Linked DNA regions of Mus musculus: all the other regions are linked to region 1. Evidence: chromatin loops called from intact Hi-C (ENCODE). Cell type or tissue: left cerebral cortex. All regions are shown on one strand.

The links. A loop is a pair of places that touch in the nucleus more often than their neighbours do. Peaks named below come from ENCODE experiments on the same cell type or tissue, not always from the same donor. Only the 100,000 strongest peaks of a DNase experiment are listed, where the experiment ranks them.
Region 2: it touches region 1 in a loop (4-fold over the local background); 19 of 42 quality-filtered maps call a loop at or near these places.
Region 3: it touches region 1 in a loop (5-fold over the local background); 40 of 42 quality-filtered maps call a loop at or near these places.

Annotation. Positions count from the first base shown.
Region 1 is chr12:31,922,731-31,930,730 of GRCm38, forward strand. Cog5 (component of oligomeric golgi complex 5) reads left to right here. Exons shown (of 23, transcript NM_001163126.1): 22 at 2,915-3,061. The coding sequence ends at 3,029. It overlaps Hbp1 (high mobility group box transcription factor 1), which reads right to left. Exons shown (of 11, transcript NM_153198.3): 9 at 7,952-8,000; 10 at 5,854-5,995; 11 at 3,725-4,777. The coding sequence ends at 4,760. Among named protein-coding and RNA genes, the nearest start is that of Hbp1, 24 kb to the right of the region's middle. In left cerebral cortex, a CTCF peak has its summit at 4,167 (motif pointing left); DNase peaks (open chromatin) are centred at 2,877, 3,224 and 4,156; H3K27ac peaks cover 216 bases.
Region 2 is chr12:31,371,620-31,379,619 of GRCm38, forward strand. No RefSeq gene overlaps it. Among named protein-coding and RNA genes, the nearest start is that of Dld, 24 kb to the left of the region's middle. In left cerebral cortex, CTCF peaks have their summits at 3,140 (motif pointing right) and 4,930; DNase peaks (open chromatin) are centred at 3,158, 4,942 and 5,727; H3K4me3 peaks cover 220 bases.
Region 3 is chr12:31,505,081-31,513,080 of GRCm38, forward strand. It overlaps Gm40362 (a long non-coding RNA gene), which reads left to right. Exons shown (of 2, transcript XR_872643.3): 2 at 7,424-7,889. Among named protein-coding and RNA genes, the nearest start is that of Gm40362, 9.5 kb to the left of the region's middle. In left cerebral cortex, CTCF peaks have their summits at 570 and 3,085 (motif pointing right); DNase peaks (open chromatin) are centred at 3,093 and 6,412.

The sequences.
Region 1 (8,000 bases):
ACAGTAGAGTGCTGCTGCTGAGACTGCCAAGGCGAGTTCTCTTCTGCCTGGCTAACAGTGAACTTGACATTAAAGGCAGAGCAATCACTGACCCAGGCCAGGGAGGAAGTTGGGGGCTGCAGCAGCTCAGCTACCAGATGCCCCCAACATGTGGGCTTGGGAGCAGAGGTGCCCACCTGGCTCAGACCATGCACTTACTGAAGACAAAATGTCAGTTTGGATACAAAAATTCCCGGGCTCTGCGGAAATGGTTGGATCTGCCTGTGTATCTTACAAACAAGATATAAATCTGCTTATCATGGTATTTGCAGGGGAGAGCAATGCATCATATTGTTGCCCTTTGAGGACACATAGGTTGAAACCATTTAGCCTTCACTAGTGCCTAATGGTATTTTTATCCATTGTTACAGAAAACACTTGGAACCGTATGAATCCTTGGCCCCCTAGCCATCTTGCCATTATCCAGAACTCATAGGCTAGGTCTTATTCTCCCAGCTTGTCTGTTTCTAAAATCTTAAATGCCTTAAAATTCACTTATAATTTTAGTACTAATCACAATGAAGTTTTTAATGCCTGACAAATTGTAAAACACCTATTTGGTGTGTCACCTAACAGTGTGACCTATGAACCCAGGCCAATCCTTTAGTATTAAACCCATTGCTTTTTCCTATGTCAGGGTAACTTCAGCAGTCTTGTGTGGTTACAAACCTCTTACATAATGCTTGCCTGACTTCCAAGAAAGCTAATGTTTTCCTGAAGCAAATGAAGTAATTTAATAAATGCTTACAAATCCTGCTCTTGATTTTATGTGGGAGGGCTGCTTAATCTGTTTTCTCACTGTCATTCTAATGGTGTTCTTGATGAATATCAAAAGAAAAATCTAACCAAACTTACTTCTAAACTTCCTTCAATGTGATGTATAATTTATATGCTTAGCTCTACAAATGCAGAGTGTTTTTTTTTTAAGTGCACTTTGTAAATAGAACAGTGTGTCCACTATGGAACATTAGTTTCTAAGATTTTCCACTTATTTCTTAAGACTGGAAAATGTACATGTGTGTGCACATGTGCATGCACACATACCCAACTGCTTCAAGATGGTTGAGCCCTTTTCAGCCTGGCTTTGAAGACATTTGTGGAGTTGGAGCAACTGCCTAAGCTGGTATGCCAATTGGCAAAGAAACAATTTTCAAATTTATTAAAAAATACAGAGAGAAGTAAGTCCTTAAGGGTTGGTTCTGCTACCTGACATTGGACCATCCCACAAAAGGATGCTAAGAGCACTGACTTCTGTCAGTAGCTAGGATTACTCATTATATGGGACTTGAGGCTACGCACATGACCAGTAACAGGATTATATCTAATTGGAGAAGTTGGCTTAGTAATGGCCTGTCCATACTCCCTCATATCCTGAACACAGCCTTCAGGAATTTCAAAATGCTCGGTACTCTGTAGTCAGGATTTTCATATCTGTGACTCCAGGGTAATTTTTTGCTACCTAGTGTTAGGGTTTTATGACAGAGGAAATTTTTAAAGCTGAGCCCTAAATGATAAAGAGCCGTCTAGGGAGAACACAAGAAAGGGCATTCGTCCCACAGATAAGAGTAAGTGTGCAGATGAACTCATTTCTTTAATTGTAAGATATGTGCATGGTCAAAACCAAACAGGTTCTCTGCCAACTCCTATCTGAGGGAGAAATATACTATTTCCATTTCTTCCCTGATTGGATGCTGGCCTTAGCTGCAGCAAGTGAAGTACAAAGTGGGTCTTTTTCATGCTACACTAGACTGCCCTGAAGCCCAAAGTGGCATAAAGGGCTGCATAGTTGTTTCCAACAAAGCTGGGTTGCCTGGGGACTTCCTCTTGCAAACAGTGAAGGGCAGGTGATGCTAGAGACCCAGCTAGCAGCTTTACAAACAAGACAGAAAGCATTTAAGGGAAACAAGGTGGTCGGCAGGGGGCCAGATGTGAAATAGGTGGGGTGAGTTTGAGGACCTTGTAACTGATCCCATGTAAATGGGAATGAGAGTTTGAAGGGAACCAGTTCCCTGGGCTCCATGATGGAAAGAGGAACAGAACGATGCCAAGCATTTGGTAGCTGACCAAACGACACCTAGAAGCAATGTTACTTAAAATGTCTAAAAGACAGATGGACACAAATAAAGAACACATCTGAACAACACTGGCTATTTCTAGTGTTTGGGAATAAACAGAATTGCTAAATGGGACGTGCAATGAGTATGTATGCAGAACAGTGGGGACTTTATAAAGAAGTACAAACTACAAACCACTCTTAGCTTTACTTGGCGAACATACACACGTCTTCTCATGGAGACCACTGTTGTAGCCTTGTAGCTTCCCTACAGCTCTGCTGTGGTGGTGGGAAGGAAATGACCTTAGGTATAAAGGAGCAAGCCAAGGGCCATGAATGCTGCTGCCATTTGCTGTCTCCTGTCCCTAGTACAAACCAAAGATTATCAAAGCAACGGCACAGCAACACATGGAAGTACTTAACTAAGTTCAGACTTTCCATCATAAAACCTACCAAAAACTAAAAACCCGAAAATGCTGTAGCTGTAGGCTGCCCTGTCTGTTTTACTATGTGCGCAAAGGGTCTGTCTGAGCATGTGTGTCCAAGGCTTTTTCTCCCCTAGCTGAGCTCTGGGGGAGACACAGCTATGTGCATTCTTTCACGTGCCTTCAGGACAAAGGAAAGGAGCACATACTGAGATGAAGACTGAAATCGGCCATACTGCACCACTCACCTGGCACAGCCACTGTAGCTCTAATGCACGTGTAAAGGCTGTTGACACTGGTCTGTGGCACTGTGCTGTTCCAGGAACAGACGGTCTTGTTTCCATATCGGTGCTATCAAAACTGTTGGACTTATGACAGTTTTCTTTTGCATTTACAGGGGAGCCCTGGAAGCTTATGTTCAGTCAGTGAGAAGCAGGGACGGTAAAGAATTTGCACCAGTTTATCCCATTATGGTTCAGCTGCTTCAAAAGGCTATGTCTGCTCTTCAGTGACTTGCAGTCTCCATGAACAGACCCGTCCAAAGGTGGCAACTACAACTAAAGATCATGGTTGATTTTCTGTCCTTCCTCTTTCTGTTACCTCCAGCACTTTTTCTTTAAATGTCAGAATAGCTCAAGCATCTCAGCCTTCACATAGCACCCACATGGCTTTTTCATAAAGCTACCTATGTTCCCCTTCTCAGACGATGGAGGAAGGCTATTTTACTTGCTGTCATAGTTGGCTCATTATTTTCACTGCTTATGAAGGGACAGTATCCTCCCAGCCTGCCACTTTCTTTAGTGTTAAGCACATAACGAACCAGTGAAAGAAGTCACATCGGCAGGGAGTTGAGGAGTATACACCTGACAGAGCCACTCTACCCCAAAGTGATGTGGGCATGTAGTCAAGCCCAGTAACTATGGCGGAGCCCAAGGCTGAGGCAGACACACTGCTAAATGCTCTTTACTGGATCTAACTACAGCTTTAAATGAAGTCAGGGTTTCTTTACAGTCATTTTACTAGAAACAGGCACTCAGGGCCTTATTTTTTAGTCTTTACTCCATTGTTAACATTCTTTAATTTTTAAAACCCCACCAGAAACCTACTTATAACACCAGAACTCAGTTTTATCAAGAATTTGTTTTCCATCTGCCAATCAGATTATACTGATAGGTATCATGAATTCAGTCAACCAGAAATCAAAGACAGACCTTTTTTTTCCTTTTATTTGAAATAATATACAAGAATATAGTGTGCAAAATTGAGGGGCAATATGTTTAACAAGTGTAAATCAATTTTACAGCTGTGATTACTAACCAAAACTCTCACTTGGTAAGTAACATGAGAAGCCATGATTGTAGCTCAGAGCAAGAGCAGCAGGACTGCTGAAGTACTTGCTCTGTCTCAGAAGCCGGAGGGAGTAAAGTGCAAGTGGTGCACTGCAGTAAGTGCAAAGTCTGCCCCACCAGAGACACACTGACAGCACAGATGAGGGTATGTGGCTGAGGAGACAGGAACGCGGTCAAACACAATGGTGTCGACTGGTAACAGCACCATTACAATGACTGTCCCAATGCTATTAACTGACTGCACCTTGGCCTGGCTTGGGCCCCACTGGGAATCATGGAGCTGTGCTGCCCCCTGGTGCATCCACTCAGCACATGCCCATGGTATCTGAAGCAGGTGGCTCTTTGAGCTGAGACAATGACACCGACACCATCCACCTGCCATGTTATGTTGTCTCTTGGCACTGGCCAGACTAGAAGCAACTGTGTTTGGCAGAGATGCTGGGCCATGTGGTGGCTATTCATGGAAAGGCCAGCGTCTGCTTCACTCCTGATATCGTGGGTACAATACAGATTAATAAGCAGTAAGGAGCTGATGTATAAACAGCAGTTACGTATTTTTAAATTCCCCTTCGTACAATTTAAAATAAAACGTATACACATCTTTCTACTGTACTTTAGCACCACAGGATATCAATTTTCAAGCCTATATTACCTGATAGATATATGAAGTTTGGAAGGAAAATAAGGCAATTTGGTTTACAATGTTGATAGTTATAGCTTAATGCTCTAATGGAGAAAGCAATCCTCACCCATTAAATCATTACAAAACTCAATGCTCCCAGCATTTTATGGTCACACAAATGTAGACAAATGGTGAGACCAAGGTCTTCCAAGCTTTTCCATCCAGAGTCAGTACTTATGCAGATGCAGACTTACAAACACAAGCATCAGGTTTAATGCTGTTGAGAGCCCTGTGGAAACAAAATAATTGGTTCTCAGTTTCCTAATGGCTCATAGCTTAAGTATCTGGAAAATTTAAACAAATGTGAGACCAGCATGCACAGAAAAGTGCTAATGTCCCAAATGAAGTTCCAGACATTAGAGAATTTGTAGGGAATGGCTGTGTGGTTCCATAGATATACTTTGCCTTTAAGCACAGAACCTTGGGTTCAAACCCCTGCACTAAATAAAAGGCGGCAAGACCAACACTTGAGTTTGTTCTGTGACTTGAATGTACACATACACAGAACCTGAGCTTGTATTGCATAGCTGTAATCCCTGAAAGGACCGCAAGGGTTGGAGGCGGAAGCATCAGAAGGTGAAGGTCATCCTTGGAGACAAAAGCAAGTTTGAGGCCAGCCTGGGCTACTTATGAAACCTCGACTCACACACATATACACCAAAAAACACAGAACAAATCTCTACACTACAGTTCATCTGGTGGCTGACCCTACTTTAAAATAAATCCCTGAGCCATTTAACCTACAAATTATATAGGATTGGCTAAACACCCTTAATAAGCCTTCTTTCTGATTACCGTTCCAATAATCTTCATTTTAAAAAAATAATACATAAGTTTATTCTAGTCTATCCTATGTATTTTGTGCTAAATAATCTAAAATGTAAACATAAAGGATGCTATTCAAGTAAAGAACAGTTATAAGAATGGCGTCTACCAGCCAAAGACAGCATTGTGAAACTTCTTTCTCATCCTTCCTGTGTCTCCTAGTTTCTGCCTATAGCAGAAGCCTGCAAGGATGTTACCAAAAACTAAAGATCTTCTACTGTAATGAGTTAATGATGTCCATCTTTTAACCAGACTACTAGTAGTATACTCTAAAACTTCCTCAGCACTTGGGGCATTCTTCAGCTAGCTTGAGAAAATCTGCTTGCTGTACTACTCAAGTGGTTCTTGATAGAAAAGGCAGACTCCAGTATTAGGTTTGAAGTATAATAATGGTGAGGGATCTTTAAGACTCTGCCTGCCATCATGGCACAAGAACACACAGAGCATCAGATCAGGACTTCTGTTACTACTAACACTTACTGAGTTGGTTCTTTTCCTTTTCCAACAGTCAGGATTTAAACGCTTTTGTTCTTCAGCCAAAGCCTTTGCTTCTAATGTGTACATCCTCCTTTCTTCGTTCTTCATTTTTTTCCACCTGTCACCAAGGATCACACTTATGGCTCTGCAAAGTAAATATTTACATAATGTAAAGTTTCATAAAATGTGTAGCAGCTGCTACTACTTTGGGGAGAAATGTAAAAAAAAAAAAAAAAAAAAAAAACAGAAGGGGAAAGATCAAGACTACCATGGTCATTTCAACGAAATCCTGGCATATGCATCCATTTATCAGTTGGTGGAATAATGATAGTATTTACAATTGTTCTAAAACATCCAAAATTGCCAGAAAACTGGCAATTTTCCAAAGGAAAGTTCAGTGTCAGCAGCGTGGGGCATTCAACTTGTATTAAAACTTATTTTGTGTGCAAAGCTATTGTGGTTATGATAATAAAAGCTTTACTCCCCCCATGCAGTGCAAGCCAAGTAAGAAAGACTATCTTTGCTTTAGAGTTTATGTCTAGTGATCTTTTTAAAAGTACATTTTAGGTCAGATTTGTACTTAACACAAGACACTGGAATAAATCCAAAAGGGTAAGAGGGAGTCAAAGTTGATAGGACACATTACTGTACAAACTTCAGACTATTTCCCTGTTTTCCTAGTCATTCAGATACCAAAACTATTAGCAGTGACACGGTAGCACACAAGAGCCTCCTGAGAAAGAAGACAGTGATGCTTCAGGGGCACAGGAGCCACAACTAAAATGTAGAGAAAGCGCTTTGTCTTGTGAAGTCCAACACATCAAACAATTGAATGTGCTATATTTTATTTAAAACCAACTTATACAGTTTCTGATTAAAGATAGCATAAAATAGCTGACATATCTGCCATCTAAACCACAGGAATAGACACATAGCAGTCTCAGTCCCCCAGAGTTAGAATGTTTCAAATGGGGTGCTGATGCATTCTTGATGTTTTCTCTTAGGTTAAACATGGCGGGCAGTGTGAGGTGCGCTATGATTCAGTCTAGACTCCTTCCTCGCTTAAGTTTCAACCTCATTAATGTATATGCCAACTGGCCTAATAGCTTTCTATATGTCTACATTCTGCCCCTAAGAAAAAACTTCCTTATTCATGGAATAAAGATCTACCTCTATAGAAGAAAAAAAAACCCAAACTGGTTTTTGATTTGGAAAAAGGTCCATTTGACTCATTTCCCGTTAATGTGTTACTCATATACAAACAATACAAAAATGCAATGGAAAGTGAGAGTTATGAGTTATATGGGAGTTATCTTTGATAAATAGATCCTAAAATAGAAAAACAAAAAAGTGGAAATGAGACAGCTACTCTTAAGAAAGACCTTTCCTCCAGAATTAAAGTAAACCCAGAGAGCTATTGGCATTCCAGTGTTTACAAAGTCTTTTTAATATAATACAAGAACACAAGTACCATTTCTAGATGTCAGAGGACACATTTAATAAGCAAGTACCAGACAGGTATGAAAAGAGAAACACATGCCCCATCTGTCAGGAAGTCTCTAAGATGACCTGGGGGGGGGGGGTAAGTCATTCTTAAAATGCTTTTACATTTTAGAAGTATGTTTTCTGCTAAACTATAATATATTCCTGACCAGAGACTACTCCAATGTGAATTAAAAAAATTACAGGGTCTCACTACTTAGCCCTAGCTACCCTCAATTCCAGTTCTAAAGAAATCACCAAATACTAGGACAAGGCTATTCTGTACAAACACATCAACTCTTAAAGATGCACTTGGAATGCAAAGCTTCTTTCTAAAATGTAGGTAGTATTAGAATTACTTCTTTGAGGAGCTGGAGAAATGGCTCAGCAGTTAAAAGCACTGACTGCTCTGCTCTTCCAGAGGACCCAGGTTCATATCCTGGCACCCACATAGCAGCTCATAGTACAATCTATATATTATAAAAACTATATATGTAAAGTCAACATAAGAAAATGGGAAGAAATCAACAAACGACACTGAAGGAGTTTATTTTGCAGGCACAGTTACTGTGAACTGCCCTGACAAGTCAAGAGTTGCAGTCATTACTATTTTATTTACCTGTTATCTTTCCCTGGATACATCTGAGTATATTCAACTCTGTATTTTT
Region 2 (8,000 bases), 550 kb before region 1:
GGCCTCTGAGGCACGGAGGCCTGGGGGAAACAGAAGTAAGAGACATGGGCATAATAATTTCCAGAATGGTAGACAAGAAGCACTATGGCCATTACGATCAGGCCTGCAGATGGAAAAATTCTTTCCGCAGTTCCTTTGCTTGTGTCTGTCTGTCTGTCTATCTAAATGATGCCCTTCTCAATAATAATAATAATAATAATAATAATAATAATAATAATAATAATGGTGGTGGTGATGATGTGATAATGATGATGGTGATAATGCAAATGCTTTCATTGAAGAGTATCAGAAAAATTAGAAAAAAACTTACAAATCATGTGTCTGGTTCAGAAAAAGTGCTTAAAAACAGAATCTCTCCTTCCATGCCTATCATATCTGTGGGTGCTTGTCAGACAGGTTAGTTGAAGTGTTTACCAAATGAATCCTAAGTCACTTGACTTGAGTCTCTCTTTGCAAGTGTTCTGTATTGAGTCTTCTACAAAGGATTAAGGAGGTGGCTGTGAAGAGTGAGGCCTTCGGGGCTTCTAAAGATGGGTGTGTTTACACTGTGACTCCGAGCCGCTGGTGGAATTCTGCAGACACTGGCCATGGCCCGCACAGTGACCCTGGTGCCGACACCATCAGCCCATCACTTCTGGTAATAAAGTAGGAGACTTCTGCTTTTATAAGATTAAGCTGCTATTTGAAGCTCTTGAGCCTGATAAGTGATTAATGCCAACATCATAGCCAGGGTTTCAGCTTCCAAGCACGGCCATTTTTTTTTTTTTTTTTTTTTTTTTTTTTTTGTGGAATTTGAAGCAACACAATTACACTGTTGGTCGGCTCAATCAATTGAAAGAGCCAATCTGACTACCCCCTCAGCAAAGCGGAGATAAGAGGAGCTGGGGAACTGAAGTGTGTCTCTCATGCCATTTCCTGCCAGCTTAAGAAGGATTGCCTCTTCACAGTCTTTGTCCTGGCAGAATTAAAGCTCTCCAAGTGGAAAAGGCACTTGAGGGTAAATACCTTGAAAATGTGTGTGATTTTCCCCATTCACTATGCTTCATCTGATGTTCCAGTGAAGTGGTTCTCCCTAGCCACCGAGACACTGCAAGGAAAAATGAAGTTAAATTGATCAAAACATTAGGGTCACATAAGTAAATAAATGGATGTTGAGACTGGAAGATCATTGTTATGCACAGGATTAATGGAACTAGAGATAATGTAGAAAAATGGAAGTCTCAGAAAAACTATAGGAGGCTGGAAGAGACGGCTCAGTGATTGAGAGTACTTGCTGCTCCTGCAAAGCATCCCATTTCCAGCACCAGCATGGCAGACAACGACTGTCTGTAACTCTAGTTCCAGAGGATCTGACATTCTGATCTCTGTGGACATGCCATGCGCTTGGTACCCATACATGGATGCATGCAAAATGCTCATACAAATGATGGTGGCGGTGATGATGGTGATGGTGATCATTTCTAAAGGAGAAAAGTTATTATGTTCTTGACATGACAGGGTTTAAAGAGGAACAAAGGAGCATGTTTGAAAGGTAACTAGATGTAACTGGATGTAACTGGATGTAACTAGATTAAATGGAGGCAATGTCAGAGCTATAACTACTGTAGAAACACCACTATTCTTGGGGCTATTAAGTGGGTTTTCTAATGTAGAACTTCTGAATGACCGGTCTTAATGAAAGTGGGGGTTTGGATTGCAGGTGACTGCCACGATGCCCAGACCTTTATGTGGGTGTTAAGACCCAAATTCAGTTCCTCATGCTTGCTCAGCAAGGACTTCACCAAGTGTTCCATTTCACCCAGTCCCTTTGATGTCTATGTCTCTGAAGGAATTTCCTTAGAATGTCTAACTAAATATATTCCTATTTAATTATTTTCTGTAAGTGCACTAGCCAATTATTTATTTTTTAATTTTTAAAGGTGTACTCATCATACTTTATATGAGTAGATGTCTTCCCTGCATGTGTATATATGTGCACCGTGCCTGTTAGACTCCCTGCAACTGGAGTTATGAATGGTTGTAAGCCACCCTATGGGTGCTGGGACTTAAACAAGAGCAATAAGTACTCTGAGCCTCTGAAATATCTCTCCAGCCCTGCCAATTCATTTTTTAGCTTATCTTTTTGCTTCGTTTTGTAGGTTGGTTGGTTTATTTATTTATTTAGAGATGGAGGCTTACTATGTAGCCATAGCTGGTCTGTTTACTACATAGAACAGGCTGGCCTCAGATCTGAGTAGTCTACTTGCCTCTGTCTTTCAAATGCTGGGATCACAGGTGTGAGCCAGCATGCCTTTTTTTTTTTTTTTTTTTTTTTTTTTTTTTTTTTTGTCCTTTGAGTTTGTCTTTTAAGAAGGCAATTATAACCTGCCCGGAAACAATGAAGTTCTAACCCACAGTAGTAAGTAACAGAGTAGCATGTAGTAGCCACGGTGTGTACAGTACTACACAGAATGTTGGGAAGAATTTGCAATTTTGTTGCTCTTTTTACTCTTTGGAGAGTAATTTAAAATATACTTCAAAGAGACAAACTAGCATAATGGTCCCCCTGCACCTCTTGTCCAGTGTCAACAATGACTACATTGTGGCCAGTATTTCTTCAACTTGTCACTTTTGGGTGAAATTCCAGTCATCAAACCCTTCGTCCATAAGTAGTTCAGGATACAACTACAAAGAGGAGAGTTTTGAACCAGACATTAAAAAAATGAATTTAATAAGGCATTGTGTAAATTTTAAGATTTGTTTTATAATAACATTACAATGTTCTTCAAATATACCAAGCAGTGTCTTCACAAGCCACAGAGGTGAGAGTGCCATCCAGTACTTAATGGCTGAAGAAAGCTTGGGATGTAAGAGAATCTTCTCCATTTGTGTTCTTTTAAAGAAGTGGAAAATACACAGAAACAGAAACATGAATACTTGCAGTGTGTAGCTGACTGCCATGAAAGGTGGAGAAAACCCTGTGAGGGACATCGGTAAGATGATCCACAGTAACCCCATGAAAATTTCCTAGGCTCTGTAATGCATCAAAATTCCAAAAAGAAAGTCACTTCAAGAGCCTGTGAAAGAAGACTGCCAGAAACGTCAAGGGCTCACAAACGCCCAGCGTCCTTTTTGTTTATATGGTTGTGATATAATATAACCAGCAGAGGGCAGCAGTGCAGCAGTAACAGCAGCATCTGTGTAACCCTGGCTCCGCCCAGTATCAATCCCGCCTTCATTCCTGACAGCTCACACCGGTCATCAGGCCTTTCTCCTCTGACCACTCCAAAGGTGAGTTTGGAAGCACAGAGGAGTAAAGGTGTCTCAAGGATACTGTTTCTCAAAGGATGTCTCATCCCACCCTCCAGTGGATTGTGGTTGAAAACTCAGTTAAAATGATAGGTTTTGCTGTCTCAGAAATGTTGATTACATGTTAAAATAATAACATTGTATTTAATTGGTTAAAAAAAAATCAATCTCTCTCTTGCACACATGCACACACACACACACACACATCTTGCTGTGTAGCCTTCTCATAATCCTCCTGCCTAAGCCTCCCAAACGCTGTGTAGTGATTACATGTGTGAAAACACACCCAAGACCCCGTTCCTTTTTTACTTTTTAAAAAAACACATGACTGTTAGAATATAATTTATATATGTTGCCTTTATCTGTCTGCACGTCAGTGGCTATCAATTTATCTGTATTGGACATCTCTGCTCTGAAAACTACGGATGAGGTAGGCTGACTTCTTGACAGGCTTCAAATTGGCAGTTCAGGAGACTAGGCCTAAATCTTTGTTACTACGAACTGGGCAAGTCTGGGCAAGTCCAGGCCCTGCCCCCTGGCCTGAGGCAAGGACAAAGGGTCAGCCGCAGTTTCCAGACTTCCTCAGCAACAGTTTCCAGTCCCCCACCCCCACCCCAGCAATGGGTTCTGGAATGTCTCTAGAGATAGAGCCAACGATTAAGATAGAGGTCACCTACCCCTCCCCAGAATTCCCCTAATATGCTTTAAGTCTGGACTGGAAGCTTACTGGGGCACCTCCATCATGGTAGATGGTAGACCCCAGCATGCAGATGTCTGCAGAATAAAACACTCTCTGCTTTTGCATACTATTTGAGTCTGGGGTATGATTCTTTGGTGAGTCATGGACCCTTACATGGGTAGGGCTTGATACTCAAGCGTGGCCACAGTCGTTAGTTCACAGACTTACATCACAGGAAGGAGGGGGGAGGAGAAGGAAGAGGAGGAGGAGGAGGGAGAGGAGAAGGAGGAGGAGGAGAAAGAGATGAAGACTTTAGATGCTCAAGTGGACACAGAGATAAGACATTGCACTGTTTTACTCCAAGTACATTAGAATAGATCAAATAAAAAGGAATTTAGAGCCAATCAAAATAAAGAAGCAGCTTCGGAATGACTCAGAGTCCTCAAGGAAGCCATGCTTGTGCTTGGCTCTACCCCTGCATGCTTCAGGTCTAACTAGCTAACATATATTGTTTTGCACACAAAAAAATTGGGGGGTGGGGGTGGGCGTGGAATCTCTATTAGCTGCAACAAAAAGACTTCTGACTAGTACACCTTGGCATTGATGGAGTGGCAAACAAATAGTTAAAAACAGAGGGAGCGAGGCTGGGAAACAAATAGTTAAAAACAGGAAGCGAGGCTGGGAAACAAATAGTTAAAAACAGAGGGAGCGAGGCTAGGAAAGAAATAGTTAAAAACAGAGGAAGCGAGGCTGGGAAAGAAATAGTTAAAAACAGAGGAAGCGAGGCTGGGAAACAAATAGTTAAAAACAGAGGCAGCAAGGCTGGGAAAAGGCTTAGCTGGTAAAGGGCTTGCCCGGCAGGCGTGGGGACCTCAGTTTCAATCTCCAGCATCCTTGTAAATAAACCTCACTACCGCAGCACACACCGTAATCCCAGCATAGGGAGGTAGAGGGAGCTCCCTGTCCCGCCAAAATAAGCAAAACAAACGAGTTGTAGGTTCAGCGAGAGATTCCCGTCCCTTCCTGAAGAAGACATTTGACACCAACCTCTGGCTTCCCTATACACCCCCCCACACACATGCGCCTGCATACACACATGCATAAATAAGGAAATTACTGTTCAAATGGATGAAAGCTAAGTGGCAAGGATACATTAACATGCTATTTGGTGATAAATAGATCAGCTAAGGTTTGCTCAAAGAAAGAAGCGGGCATCCTGTGGTTGTTTGATTGTCTTGGGTAGCCCTGGAATGTTCGCTCTGCCTGTTTCTCTGGCTTGGGATCAACAAGAAAGAGTATTTCCTTATCTCTTTCCCTCAAGAGGATTGCTTTTCAGAGTTTCTCTTATCTTAAAAGGATGAATTCTTGAAGTACCTAAATCAGAGTGTTGAGTGTTTGAACTATATTAACATCTATGAAATCGGAGAAGAGACTGTGCGACCATTCGACCATTCGACCACGCAAGGTAAAGGTCAGTGCTTGAGGCACTAGGGAGTAAATAAGAGAAAACTGAGCATGTTCTCAGCTTCCTGGCTCGGGATCCTTAGACTTAGGAAAGACTAGAAGAGTCGACACAGTGGGGGCAGGTGTCTGGGTTGAGGCTCACAAGCCGTTTGTGTATTCTCTTAGTGGATGAGGGTACTCCCAAAGCGTCTCTTGTCACTTCTTTGTCCTACCCACAATATGACTTCATGAAACCCTCGGGCTCTGGAGCTCACCAGGCAAGAGTCTCCACCTCATCTGCTGTGGATGCACTTCCTGATCTCCCAGAATGCTCAGCCACTGCTCCACTCAAAGCAGCTCCTCCCACAACAGTGGCGTGTTTGGATGCAGGGCCACGAAGCCAGTCTCCTTTGTAGCGAAGCACCCGAAGCGCATTGCTTTGTGGGTATCTGTGTGCGGGAGAATAAGCACGCCACACGGGCAGAGCTCTTTTTCCTCCTCCGTGTACCCATTGCATTCATCTTCCTCCTCCGTTTTCTATTGATAGCCAGTTCTTCTCAAGTTTCTTCAAGCTCAGTGATGGGAATAGTTACCCTTGTCCCTGGTGTACCTTAACCACTGCCCTTATTTCCCACAACTCTTCTCCAAGCCAGCCAGTCCTATGTGTTTTGCCTCCTTGAAACCTGCCCTCTTTCTCAGATGACCACTGGTTTCATACATAAAGCCCTGTCCCCTGAGCTACCTACTGTCTTTTGTTTCCTAATTCTGCCTTCTGAGTGTCAGTCCGCTTTAGTGGGCTTGTCTAATCCTTGTTATGCTGGTTGGGCGGGTTTTTTTTTTGTTGTTGTTTTTTTGTTTTTTGTTTTTTGTTTTTTGTTTTTCTGTCAACTTGACTCAAGGGTCCTATGGGAAGAGGGAACTTGGACTGAGAAAATGTATCCATCAGATTGGCCTGTAGGCAAGTCTGTGGGCATTTTCTTGGTAGGTGATTGATGTGGAAAGATCCAGCCCACTATGGGCAGTGCCATCTCTGGGTAGGTGGTCCTGGGGTGTATAAGAGAGAAGGCTGAGAAGTCACAAGAAGCAAGCCAGTGTGTGGCTTCCTTCACAGTCTTTGCTGCTTGAGTTCTTGCCTCCAGGTTCCTGCCTTGAGTTCTTGCCCTGATTTTCCTGTGGACTGTGACCTGGGAGTTGTAAGATAAGTCCTTTTCTTCCCTCTAGTTGCTCTTTGTCATGCTGTTTATTAAAGCAATAGAATGCAAACTAGAACACTAGTCCTCTGCCCGAGTCAATGAACTTAGTTATAAAGAGAGATTCTAGCTCACTAACAATCACAAAAATGGATGAGATATCGTTCATGTACCATATAAGATTATCAAAGATCCAAAAGACACAGAACCATGGAAAACATGTTACTCTGTTCTCACTCAATATTGGCATAATCAAACTGCTCTGGCTTTTTTTTTTTCTTAAAGATTTATTTATTTATATGAGTACACTGTAGCTGTTTTCAGACACATCAGAAGAGGGCATTTATTGGATCCCATTAGAGATGGTTGTGAGCCACCATGTGGTTTCTGGGATTTGAACTCAGGACCTCTGAAAGAGCATCAGTGAGCCATCTTTCCAGCCCCTGTTCTGACCTCTTTAACGAACAGATTGACATCAGCGTCTTCACCACCATGTAAATTACCCAGCAACTAGATGTTTCCTCATCTATACTAGCAAGATACTTTCTCTGCTGTGAAAAATTATAAAGATACAATGTCTCACTGAAGTTGCAAAGGCAGACTAAGTGTCTTCAAGTTATGACAAAATACATTATGCAAACATTATATCTATCATGTTGAAAAATGGAAAATAAGTCAAGGCACAGAACATCACGCATGCAAACAGTTCACTGGCATGTCACTATATCAGCCAGTAAATACACAAACATTTATAAAGGTTATTTACAAAAACATTCTTTTAAAATGTCATTTAGAAAAAAAATTTTTGACACAATGATGTAAAAAAATATTAGAATAGTCATAAACATGAAAAACAGTTCTTAGGTATGCGGGGCTAAGTCATTGAAATCAAATAGGACCAAAATAACCAAAGCTTTGAGATTACTATGAAGGAAAAATACCGTAAGCATCATCAAGAGGCAAATGAAAACCAGGAAAAATATTTACTAGTATATGTGAGAGAGGCTTGCTGTTACTATTCAAAGGGCACTTAGAAAAGAGTTAAAGAGAAACAAGCCCGAGTTGGTGGGTGGGCAGTAAAGTAGACAGTTCACATAGGACAAACTATGTAAATTATACTTAAATATAATATTAAACACGTTAAGATATTAATAAACAAGTATTAATGTATTATATAATAATTATAGTATACAAAAAAATATATATAATTTTATAAAATTATATATGTGTGGGTATATATATATATATATGTATATATATATAGTCAGAAATACACAAACCCCCTACCAAGCCCCACAAAATATACCACAGATTCAAGTGGGTGCATTGAGACTTATTTAACCCCCAGAACCAGCCTGTTGCTTTTTGTGATATATGTGTTACTTATATAAGTACTATTT
Region 3 (8,000 bases), 420 kb before region 1:
TATAGTGCACCTGCTGCTATAGGAACGGTGCTGCTTATCTACCCATGAAAGTGTAGGGGGCGGTAAGTACCTGTGCCCTTAATCGTGATCATCTCAGTCTATTTGGTGTTATCACAAAATATGATAAGATTGGGTGAATTATAAACTTAAAGTTTCTTTCTCAAAGTTCTAAAGGATGAAAATCCCAAGGTTTAGTGTCTGGCTAGAGCTGATTTTTTGGTTCGTAAGTGGAGTCTGACAATTATCTTTACTCTTGTAAGAGGAAAGGTATCTTTCTGGTGTCTCTGTAATTTTATCGTAACCCAAGTATCTCCCCTTATCCCCACCTCCTAATACTGATATAACGCCAATTAGGTTTTGACATATGAATTTGGGGGAGACAGAAGCATTCAAACCACAGCAAATGTTATTCCTGAATAAAATGAATTGAGGCGACTGGTAGCATGTTTTGTTTTGGAGATAGGATCTTGCACAGGCAGGCTATCCCCCATCAGATCTGCTTTGTGGCCAAGGTTGACTTTGACCATGTGCCTCCACCTCTGAGGTGCTGAGACTATATGCATGCAGTACCACACACACCCACTGCACTGGGATTCTAGAATAGCATCCTTGTTTTATTCTGTACAATTTTGAGTGTTATGGGTTTATATTTTAGTTCGATTTGGGGGGTGTATTAGGGTTCTCTAGAGTCACAGAACTTATGGGCAGTCTCTATATAGTAAAGGAATTTATTGATGACTTAGTCTGCAGTCCAACTCCCAACAATGGTCAGTAGCAGCTGTGAATAGAAGTCCAAGGATCTAGCAGTTGCTCAGTCCCTCACGGCAAGCAGGCGAAGGAGGGAGGGAGGCATGGAGGGAGGGAGGAAGAGAGAGGGAGAGAGAGGAGGTGTAGCCAAGATTAAAGGTGTGTGCCACCACACCTTTAATCCCAGATGACTTTGAACTCAGGGATCTCCCAGTCTTAATCTTCTGGAATCCATAGCCACTATGCCTCAAGATCTCCATACCAAGATCCAGATCAGAAACTTCTATCTCCCAGCCTCCAGATTAGGGTCACAGGTGAGCCTTCCAATTCTGGATTGTAGTTCATTCCAGAGATAGTCAAGTTGACAACCAGAAATAGCCACTACAGGGGGGGTGGGTTTTTTTTTTTTTTTTTTTTTGAGACAGGGTTCTCTGTGTAGCCCTGGCTGTCCTGGAAACTCACTGTGTAGACCAGGCTGACCTCAAACTCAAGAGATCTGCATGCACCATGGTGCCCAGCATTCAAGTTGAACTTTTCATTCATATATTTGAATAAGATGAACTCATCACATGGACTTAATTGAGGGGAGTTTAAAAGAAATGTAAATTTTAAGCAGAGCTCTAGAATTAAGAACATATGTAGTGTAACTCTGTCTAATGGATTCTGCTCAGGTGGCTGCAAATTAACATTGAGACTAAGTGGTCATGCCTGGTGCTTTACAGCATCCTTCCCTCCGTGCCATTGGTCATACTTCTCTGTGAATCCCTAAATGATCATCTAGCTGCACTGCTATTATCATACCTTGTTTTTTTTTTTAAATCTGGTTTTATAGAAGAAAAAGGATTGGGAAACTTTTCTAGGTTAATGAAACTCAAGAGATTTAGAACTAAATGCAGTACTTGAAGCTTTAGTCTCTGGATGCCATAGGAGATGGGCATGAAAACATTGGAGACATTTTAAACACATATATGCTAGAAAATATCAGAAATGCATTATTTTCTCTCTCCTCTCTGTTTTTTGTTTGTTTGTTTTTGTTTTTGTTTTCCCGAGACAGGGTTTCTCTGTGTAGCCCTGGCTGTCTGTCCTGGAACTCACCCTGTAGACCAGGCTGGCCTCGAACTCAGAAATCCGCCTGCCTCTGCCTCCCAAATGCTGGGATTAAAGGCGTGCACCACCACTGCCCGGCAAATGCCGCCTTCTTCTTCTTCTTCTTCTTCTTCTTCTTCTTCTTCTTCTTCTTCTTCTTCTTCTTCTTCTTCTTCTTCTTCTTTTCTTCTTCTTCTTCATTTTTTAAGATTTATTTATTTGCTTTATGTATGTGAGTACACTGTAGCTGTCTAAGGACACACCAGAAGAGGGCATCGGATCCATTACAGATAGTTGTGAGCCACCACGTGGTTGCTGGGAATTGAACTCAGGACCTCTGGAAGAGCAGCCAGTGCTCTTAACCGCTGAGCCATCACTCCAGCCTGCATTCTTTTCTTAAGCAGTAATGGTGCATGAGTTGTTAGAGATGCATACTGATGAAGTCAGGATAGAATATAATGACACAGCAGCCACCTACAGCATCAGCAAGGTATAGGTAAGGCAGTCATAGCTGTGTGTTTATGGTGGCTGTACTGATGTGTAATCTTCATGTTAAAGACTGAACTTTTATGGCTTTCCCAAATCTGAATGTTGATATCTTCACACCCAGCTTTAAAAAGTTATTTATTATTACATGTGTGCATGAACCTCAGGTCATGTATGGAAGCTAGAGAACAATTTGTAGAGTAAGTCGGTTCTCTTTCCACTCTAATGTGGCTTCTAGGGATCAAACTCAGGTCTCCAGGGCTGAAAGGCAAGTAAGAACCTTTACCCACTAAGCCATCTTGCCATCCCCAACGTCCAGTTTTATGGTATTATAAGACTTCCAGTGGGTGATTAGCATTAGATTCAGGCACGTAGGTGGAGATAAACAAACTGCTTCCTTGGAAACCTGTTGGTGTTTGAGTCTCATCTCCAGGGCACTAAAGCACACCACCATCTGCTTGCCTCCCTTATACAGATACATAATGCTGGCTTCTTTAATTGCACAGGTGACTTGCTGCTGTAGAGCTGTGGGTACAGTGGTGAGAGTTTGGCTCTGCAGTGTCTCTCTGACTGATCTTGGAAACTTCCCAAACGTCTCCTTGTCTTAAGTCTCTTTGTCTTTCAAGTAGAGATGATCGTCTCGGTCTGCAGGGGACTTTAGGAAGTGAAATTGACCAGTGACTTTAACTAGCCATAGTCCCCATCATTTCCTTTCTCAGGTAAATAAAAAATTTCTAGACTCAAACCTGTTTAAGGAGATAATGTCCACTAGGTGGCACCAGCCCATGGGTAAATAAAATATCCCAAGATTCTGTAGTCAAAAAATTGGAAATTATAAGGAAACAAAACTGCAGTAGTACTAATTAATGTTCGTATCTACATATAAGTTTTCTGTACTCTCCCCCCAAACTAAGACGGTAAAGCATAAGACAGTAAAGTTTTGTTCTGATTTGTGACTCAAGGCCCCTGTGTGGATACAGTTATCCTTGGGCTTGTGTTTTGCAGAAACCTTCTTGGTTTTTGTTTTTTGGGTTTTGTTTGATGTTTATTTTGCTGATAAGGTATGATTTGGAAAAGTCCCCTCTTGAAAACCAGTGGTTTTTGTATAGCCGTTGTCTTTCCTGATTACTCCTTTACTCGGGATTTACTGACTGTTTGCTGTGTGTCTGACACTGTTGCAGGCCCTGTGATAGAACTCTGGCTAGGTACGATACTGCTCCAGATGCACGGACAGGTTGTGATGACAGAGTTAGCAGGCGGGCACCCAGGACAGTGACTGGGGAGACTTCATGAGTCAGACCCTCTGACTGTGCTGCTGCGGTCACAGTCAGAACCTTGCCAGCTTACTCAAATGCTGTTTTCTCATGCTCTCCACAATCCTCCTTCCAACACAGCATCTCAGAATTGCTGAAATGGTGACCCTCTCCCCCTTGGGAGAAAACAACTGCTTCTTGTGTTCCCAGCTTTCACCCTCTACCCACTATTAAGCTTTGCAGCCTCTAGAAACTTGCTTTCATTTATTTTTGGTTTGCCTTTGAGGAAGGATCTCTTTGTGTAGCCCCTAAGCTGACCTCAAACTCATGTTTCTCCTGCCCTCACCTGCCTTTTTTTGGGATTATAGTATCACATCTATTTTGTAACTTGCTTCCTAGTGGGGTAAAACTGACACTGTTCACACAACAATTTCGGACAGGTTCTATGCTCTGAAGTGCTTAGAGCAGGTCATGTAGGGTAAAGCACAGACCATGCTTAGAGTAGAGCACTGTGGCATAGAGCAGCCATGGCACAGGATGGCGAATGCATATGTATGCTCTGGGCAGAGAATGTCTTGTTGGGAAGATGCGACCTGGGAAATAAGAAATCCATAGTCTTTGCTTAAAAACTTCAAGAAGTTAGGTTAGAGGAAGAGCTAAGTGCAAAGGTGTTGAAGGACGTGGCTGCTGAAAGGACAGAGCGATGCTAGTGTGCCTAGAATCTTATGATTTCCTGAGGGCTGGCTGGGGAAATGACTTCCGGGAGGAGAGGTGCCCATGCACTAACAGATTTGGCTCAGAACAGAATGATGAACTTAACACAGGAAAGGAGTGGAACTTCTTGCACAAATAGAGGGGCTTCCTTGATGGGAGCTGAAACACCTACCTTACAGTTCCTTTCCTTAGTTTAAAGAATTTTTCTCTCCATTTTCTCATTCCATCTGATTATTTCTTCTCTTCTACTTTCCGCACCACCCTTTAGTTAAGCTTGTCTGCAGGGCTCGTGCAGAGTACTCTTATAGTTGTCTATGAAATATTTTCCTGTAGCAGTCTTATTCAGCCTAGAGCCCTAGACTGCACACTCTCCTCTCCATCTCCCAAATTCACATCTCCCCTGGCTTTTTAATTTAGCTGTTGTAATGGTTTCAATAGGTGTGGCCCCCATAGCCTCATGTGTTTGAATACTTGCTCCATAGGGAGTGGCACTATTTCGGGGATATGGCCTTGTTGAAGGAAGTATATCACTGTAGGGGCAGGCTTTGAGATCTCCTGTGCTCAAGCTATGCCCAATGTGGCTCACTGTCTCTTCCTGCTTCCTGTGGATCAAGATAGAGAACTCTCAGCTCCTTCTCCAGCACCATGTTAGCCTGGATGCTGCCATGCTTTCCACCATGATGACAATGGACTGAGCCTCTGAACTGTAAACCAGCCCCACCTAAATGTTTTCCTCTGAAAGAGTTGCCTTGGTCATGGTGTCTCTTCACAGCAATGGGAACCCTATCTAAGATAGCTGCTCTTTTGTTTTTGTTTTTGTTTGTTTAGTTTGGTTTTTCAAGACAGGGTTTCTCTGTGCAGCCCTGGTGGTCCTGGAACTCACTTTGTAGACCAGACTGATCTTGAATTTAGAGATCCTCCTGCCTCTGCATCCCAAATGCTGGAATCAAAGGCATGCACACACACACACACACACACACACACACACACACACACACCCCAGGTCTTTTAGTTGCTTACTTGACACTTTATTTGTATAAACACATCTTTAACTTAACACACCCAAAATGAGGATTTAAGGTTTTTGAGTCCCCTACCCTTCTGAAACAGACAAACTGAAGCACGGGGCTCTCTGGAGATAGTCATGGTACGTAAAGTGTCATGCTCAACGTTATTTGTGCTCTCTAAGATTTCTGGTTCTTCTCTTTCAGAACATTTGAAAGATTATATTTATGTGTGTCCTTTCCTTTAGTTCCAGAAATAGGAATGGAAACCCTGTGTTGCCCCTTCCCCTTCCTTCCAGATCTGCTTGCTTCCATGAATACCGATGTGGTCATGTGCTGAAATGTGGATATCTAAGATTAAAATAGCCTGGAGTGCTGGGGCAGGGCATGGAGGAGCCCTATCCCAGCAGTCAGTCAGTCTCTCTCCCTCTCCCTCTCCCTCTCCCTCTCCCTGTCCCTGTCCCTGTCCCTGTCCCTGTCCCTGTTCCTGTCCCTCTCCCTCTCCCTCTCCCTCTCCCTCTCCCTCTCCCTCTCCCTCTCCCTCTCCCTCTCCCTCTCCCTCTCCCCCTCCCCCTCCTCCTCCCCCTCTTCCTCCCCCTTCCCCTCCCTCTCCCTCTTCCTCCCCCTCCCCCTCCCTCTCCCCTCCCCCTCTCCCTCCCCCCCCTCCCTCTCCCTCTTCCTCCCCCTCCCCTTCCCTCTCCCTCTTCCTCCCCCTCCCTTCCCTCTCCCTCTTCCTCCCCCTCCCCTCCCCCTCCCCTCCCCCTCCCCTCCTCCTCCCTCTCCCTCTCCCTCTTCCTCCCTCTTTTTCTTCCTCTTCCTCTTCCTCTCCCTCCCCCTCCCCCTCCCCCTCTCCCTCTTCCTCTTCTTCCCCCTGCCCCCGTGTGTGCACATGTTTATTGTTGTAACCTAATCAAATCCATCCTAAGTGCTATGTGACTACATGGTTTTTTTTTTTTTTTTTTTTTTTTTTTTTTTTTTTTGACAAATGTCTTCCAGCCGTTATTTGTGACTAACTGGCATCCATATGTCTCCCTAAACAGAACTTCTAGAAGTGCAGTGTCCCACGCTATCCCTCTGCAGTGTTCTCAGTTTCAATAATTACCATGCATTTAGTTACTCAGTCAGATCCCAAAGCAAGGAGCAATTATCTTAATTCCACTTCTTCCTCAACACTAAGCCTGATCCGTGAGAGCTTCTAAATGTGTCTCTCATACATCCCGAACCTTTACAATCAGCTTCTTCCTGGTCCTGCCTTCAGACGCCCAGATAGCAAAGGAATTCTAGCCCCTACCCCCTTGCCATCTAGTTTCTACTGAGAACTAAAATGGTAGGTTCTCTTGTAGCCTTTGGAGAAAGTGCCCTGCACATAAAAATAAACCAACCTGCACTTCTCAGAAAACCCTTTTTAGAAATGTAAATCTGGCGGGGTTTGATGACCCCACCACTCCGAAGGATCTCGAGTTCAAGGCCAGCCTGGTCTATAGAGTGAATGCCAAGGCTACACCGAGAAACCCTGTTGCAAAAACAAACAAACAAACAAACAACCATAAACAGACAAACAAGCAGGATAGCTGATTATATTTTTTTCTGTTTAAAATGCTCCCTATAGCTGGGTGTGGTGGTGTTCAATTTTAATCCCAGCACTCAGGAGGCAGAGGCTGGTGGATCTCTGAGTTCAAGACCAGCCTAGTCTACAGAGTGAGTTCCAAGACAGCCAGGGCTACACAGAGAAACCCTGTCTTGAAAAGTATGCTTTTAGATGTTGTAGGCCATACTCTGGCAACCTTCTTGACTTCCTTGTCTCTTGCTACACTCGGGTTCGAGACAATACCCCCTGCAGCAAACTGCATTATGTCATGCCTTCAAAGTCCATGCTGGTGGTTCTGCTTAAAACCTGCCCGGGGCTGTGTGTGCTGATTCTCCCTGTTAGTCTCTCCTCTGATACTTTGTATCTCTGCCAAATATCTCCCATCTAAGGCACTTCCACAGTAACTAGTCTGACCTGCAGGGCCTTGGCTTCTGCAGCCACAGGTATAAATAGTTGAATTTTTTGCATTGCATGGTAGTATCATTGATAGCAATTAATTTATTATATTATCTCAAGGGGAATATTTTTGTTTTGTTTCTTTACAGTGCTGGAAATTGAACCCAGGGCCTTGTATATGCAAAGCATTGACTACTGAGCTAAGCCCCAGCCTGTCCAGGGAGGAAAGTGAATGTTTTCTACAGGAAGAAACACCATTTGCCATGATCTGATCAATATGTTGTTTACATATATTAAAATATACAGTACCTTGTAAACATGTACAATTATGTCAATTAAAAAGCCTTAATGTTTGAAAAAAGTTGTATATGTATTCAACCCACAGACTTATCAGTTTTCCTTAAAAATGCAGTGTAATTAATCTCACAACCTGTCCACTGTGTTGGGTACTGTCATTAATACAGAGACGATGTAAAGTCCAGGCTGCGGGGCGTGGCGGTGCACACCTGTAGTTCCTAGGCCGATCTCTGTGGATACGGAAGGATGATTGCTTTTCTTAGTATGTTTGCTTCTCTGTTAATCATTTCCCACATTAAAGTATAAATTTCATTAGAACGGAGAGTGTATCTGTTTTGTTTACGGTTCCGCAGATGCCCAGTCCATAGCCTCTGTGCCAGTTATAAAACAGGTACCAGGTAAAGGATTGCTGAATATGTGACTGAGGAG